Linked DNA regions of Mus musculus: region 1 is linked to region 2. Evidence: chromatin loops called from intact Hi-C (ENCODE). Cell type or tissue: gastrocnemius. All regions are shown on one strand. Region 1 overlaps Ubn2 (ubinuclein 2). Region 2 overlaps Luc7l2 (LUC7-like 2 (S. cerevisiae)).

Region 1 (2,500 bases), 92 kb before region 2:
AAAGCATAGATTTCCCCTCCTTACCCCTCCTTTTACAATGGTCTCTTCTCCGCTCTAAGTCCTCCCACTTCCTAGTTCAAGTTTCATTTGTGCCCCGACTGCCCCCCTCCCTGCCCCATTGCATTGTTTGTGTGCGGCACCTGCAGTAGAAAATCCCAGCTCTCCAGGTCGGTCTGGGAGCTCCTCCACCCTCCTCCTGTCTCAAAAAAGAAAAAGAAAAAAAAAGAGAGAGAAAAGAAAAAAGGAAAACAAACGAAAGTAATCACTGATATAATTTCTTGACTGTAGAAATTTACTTTACCAATAAAACAAATGAGGAGGCTATGTAAGCCCCAGTAGATATTTTGGAAAGATATTGGGATGTTGCAGAGAAGTTTGACTTGAATTTAGCACGTTAAGGTTCATTTGAAAGGTCTCTTAGAGAAACTTGATCAGCTCTTACGCCAGCACCAGGAAACTTCGTTTCACAGGCCTGCTTATACTTCATAAATTGCTGTACTGGGGTGTCTGTTGAGGAAGGCAGCCTGTACTTCATTTTCTCTACCCAGAGAGAAGTCCATGTGTGTTAGTGTCTCTTCTTGCTGATACTTGTGTATTTGTGTATTTGCAGACACATACATATTCATATAAATCAATCGATATTAAAAGTCAAACAATAATTGTAGGTTCTTAAATCCATCGATTCTGAACCATGCTATACGAAGACCCTTGATGGTTCTCTTTCCCATGTCATTTTATAAGATTACCCTGGGCTCTGAGACTATGCTGTGTAAAATATATCCTGTTTTCTGTCAGTCTTGACTCCTTAAGGACTGCTGCCAGATCCCCAGTCCAGCAACCCTTTCATGTTATACAAGTGAATCAAAGTCCTTTCTAAATGTAAATACATTTCTTTCTATATCATAACATTGAAAATGGTGTCCATACTTTATGGTTACCTGTCTTTACAGTTTTTATTACTAAACAAGCATATAAGTTGGTTATTTTTTAACAGAGACTTGCAATTCATACTGTATTTTTGCACTTAAAGTCAAATTATGTTATTTTTAAAATGGTGAATAACTGGAAAGGATATCTATAGAGCAGTGTGTATCACTAAAGAACGTTAGCAACATCCAAATGCAGAAGTAAATCAGCACACGTAGGTCCCATTCGATGGGGTCCTTGATTCAGGAATATTAAACTGTCTGTTTCCAACTGTCTTATCTTTGAAATTGCCTTCACTGATGTGATGTCTAAGCTGTTACTGTATATAAAGGTGATCCTCAGTATTCACAAGCAATAACAGTCAGCAGCGCTGTCCTCGGGCAGCAGTGCTGGACCACAGCTGGAGACTGTTTGCGAGCCAAGTGTCATGCTCACTCAGAGCCTCCAAAGTAAATGCAAGCAATAATCTCTACTAAAATCAAATTATAGTTCTTCTCCTGCTTCTGAGAACAAAGAGTGAAAATCATGATTTTAAAACAATCTGGAGAAAAGGTTTGGAGAAAAGAAGCCAAGTTAATGTATAATAACAAAGTCCTGATATTTTGAAGAAATCAAGAAGATTCAATTAGTACATTCTTTCATGCCCACCACCCCTTTGATGGATGTTATTAGCCCAAATTATCTTGTTTTGTGTCATAAACAATAAATAAGGCTTATTTGGGTCCCAGCACTGGGGAAAGAACTGGGCATATACCTGTGGGTATATATTGACTGTGGGTTTGACACCTGCTTGGAAACAGCTTATTGAAAGTGATCTTAATCCAGAATATTTTTTCCCAAAGCAGATCTAAATTGTTTACTATGCAGAGATGGAAAGGGTAGGCACCCCTATTCTCTCTCCTCTTGTTGTCCTCTCCCACAGCCCTTCCCACCTCTCCTTGATTCAAGACTTTCTAAAATGAAAATCCTACTGTTATTGCGACTGCCATTGGTTATGAGAACTCTGTTCTTTGGGAATGTCTCTAGAACTCATTGTCCTACTTGCTGCTACATTGGAAGATGATCTTTGCCTGTGTTGGCTGACTTTAACTGCTTTATTTGTAGGAGACTTTGTCATGTCCTTTGACCCTGTGTAGAAGAACTAGGGTACTTTACTTTAGGAGTGTACTATAAAAGCACACTGGTCCTCGTATTGTTAGAGAAGTTTGGGATTTGTTCCCCTTGTTGGTTTTTGTTTTGTTTTATTTTTCAAATTGAAAGTAGAAGAAAGAAGTCTATAGTCCAGGCCGGACTTGAGCACTGCCCTGTGCTTCAGCACGGTGCTTCTGCTGACCCACGTTCTCTGAAGGGCACTTTGATTTCTAGTTGTGCATGTGCGGCTCTTTGTTTGGTTTTGCTTTCAGGGTGCTTTTGGTTTTGTAAAAACAAAGCAGAGAAAAGTACAGTAGTAGATAAATGATCACAAACATGTTATGCAATTTTATTTTATAAAGTTTTAAGGGAAAAGTTTATCTCGTTGTAAATAAGTTCTTATCTCTGGTAAAATGCTTATATTACTCCTCTAAACCATGCT
Region 2 (2,500 bases):
AACTGAAATAAAAGGATTGGCAGCTTTGAGACTAGCTTAATCTGTGTAGTACGTTAAGTTACATAGTGAGTTCTCATTCTCCCCAAAATGAAAAAAAAGCAGGTGTAGTTGTTCATATCTGTAATCTTAGCACTCAGGAGAGTAACTAGTTTAAAGCTATCTTGCCCTGTAGTGTAAGACTACCTTAAAAAAAAAAAAAAAAAAAGCCGAGTGGTGGTGGCACACGCCTTTGATCCCAGCACTGGGGAGGCAGAGGCAGGCGGATTTCTGAGTTTGAGTCCAGCCTGGTCTACAGAGTGAGTTCCAGGACAGCCAGGGCTACACAGAGAAACCCTGTCTCAAAACAAACAAACAATATTTGAGAAAAGAGCTTAAAAAAATAAAGATTTATTTGACTTGTGGTCTCAGAAGTTTCAGCACCTGGTTTGCTCGCTACATTTCTGTGAGCCGAACATCCTGGTGGCTGAAAGATACAACCAGCCATGGTAGAGAAAAGTTGCTTACTTCAAGATGTTTTCAGAACAAGTCCAGGGATAATAACCACCCTTCAAAGAGCCTATTTCTTTGAACTAGGTCACACCTACTGGTTTCTGTAACCTAACAACAATTAGAATCTGCCAGTAGGTGCTGGAGAAATGGCTAAGAACATTTGCTGCTCTTTGAGGAGACCTGAGTTCAGTTCTTAGCAGCCACATTGAGCAGTTCACAACTGCCTGTAACTCCCAACTCCATGGGATCTAAAACCTTCTGACCTCCATGAATATCCACAAGCTTGCAATACACATGTATACATCTAAAAAAAAATTGTCAGTATTTATCCATTAGTTAAAATAGTTAGGGTCCAGTTAGCTCTGAATGATTAGATATGCCAGCTGGGGACCAGATCATCAGCATGTCAGAGTTTGGGGAACATTTTACACTTTTCACATTTACATTGCTATTCCTCTCTTAACAAATGATAGATTAAGGTAGGATATATAACTTCCCCCTGGTTGCACAATGAATGAATAGAACTATATATAGTTAAGACAGTCCAAAGCATACTTTAAACATGCTTGCCATTATATATACATTCATACCACAAGATAAACTACTGCAGTGTTGTACTCATCATGGAATTGGAATTGTTTATTGAGTTCTGAGATTGTACTGGGAAATGAGAAGAGTATGCTATATAAGAGTATAATCTGGGGCTGGATCATTTGGAGGTTGGAGAAATGGCCCAGAGTAGCAGCACTCACATGGTAGCTCACAACCATCCATAACTCTACTCTAGTTCTGGGGCGCCAGTGTCTTCTGACCTCACACATGTACATGGTTAACATACATATACACATGTAGGCAAAGACTTTTTTTTTTTTTTAAACAAAATCATGACTAACATACATGTACACATACAGGCAAAAAAAATTTTTTTTAAAGATTCATTTTGTGTATATGAGTACACTGCTGCTTTCTTCAGACAAACCAGAAGAGGGCACCGGATCCCATTACAGATGGTTGTGAGCCACCATGTGATTGCTGGGAATTGAACTCTTAAGACCTCTGGAAGAACAGTCAGTTCTCTTAACCGTGGAGCCGTCTTTTCAGCCCTCAAAATTTTTTTAAATATGAAGGAATATAATCATTTTGGGGCTAGAGAGATGGCTTTAGTGATTGAGAACATGGACCTGCACTTGCAAAGAGGACCTGAGTCTCCTTACTAGCATTGTCCACATTGAACAGGTAATAATTTTTTGTGACTCTAGTTTCAGGGGATCCAATACTTCTAACCTTTTAAGTCATGCACACCCAAGTTTATACACACACACACACACACACACACACACACACACACACACAATTAGAAATACTAATTTTCTTATAGTCTAATTTTCTTTTTTTTCTTTTTTTTTTTTTAAAGATTTATTTATTATATGTAAGTACACTGTAGCTGTCTTCAGACACTCCAGAAGAGGGAGTCAGATCTCGTTACGGATGGTTGTGAACCACCATGTGGTTGCTGGGATTTGAACTCTGGACCTTCGGGAGAGCAGTCGGGTGCTCTTACCCACTGAGCCATCTCACCAGCCCTATAGTCTAATTTTCTTAATTTTCTGTATTCTTTATAAAAGAATATAATTTGTGTAAGTAGACAAAGGTCTAAGCTTGACATCATTTTTCTAGGACTATAGTGTGAAGTTGTAAGTTCAGAATGGTCATTTTACATATCGAAACATTTTTGTTTCCAGAAGAGAAAAGCTCAATGTAAAAGCTATAGAAAAAAAAGGTCTGTTTTTGTTCTAGTTTAGGAAGTGGGTTTTGGAGAATTAAGTTTTTATGATAAGCAGACAGTTTCAGTCACCAGAAGTATATTGTTTTCTAAGCCAGGTGCCTAGTTGAAGGAACTTCTGTGACAAGGAGGGGAATTCTATAGAGTTCTGTTGTTTGTTGGGGGAGACTCTCATTCAAGTACATGTCTTGTTTTTATAGAAGTAACATAAAAGTCAGAACTCAAGAA

What was found. A loop is a pair of places that touch in the nucleus more often than their neighbours do. Peaks named below come from ENCODE experiments on the same cell type or tissue, not always from the same donor. Only the 100,000 strongest peaks of a DNase experiment are listed, where the experiment ranks them.
Region 1: it touches region 2 in a loop (1.9-fold over the local background); 3 of 42 quality-filtered maps call a loop at or near these places.

The regions. Positions count from the first base shown.
Region 1 is chr6:38,504,523-38,507,022 of GRCm38, forward strand. Ubn2 (ubinuclein 2) reads left to right here. Exons shown (of 17, transcript NM_177185.4): 17 at 1-2,500. Among named protein-coding and RNA genes, the nearest start is that of Mir7670, 1.6 kb to the right of the region's middle. In gastrocnemius, no CTCF peak of the experiment used is centred here; a DNase peak (open chromatin) is centred at 1,323.
Region 2 is chr6:38,596,209-38,598,708 of GRCm38, forward strand. All of the region lies in intron 7 of Luc7l2 (LUC7-like 2 (S. cerevisiae)), which reads left to right. Among named protein-coding and RNA genes, the nearest start is that of Klrg2, 40 kb to the right of the region's middle. In gastrocnemius, a CTCF peak has its summit at 1,481 (motif pointing right); no DNase peak of the experiment used is centred here.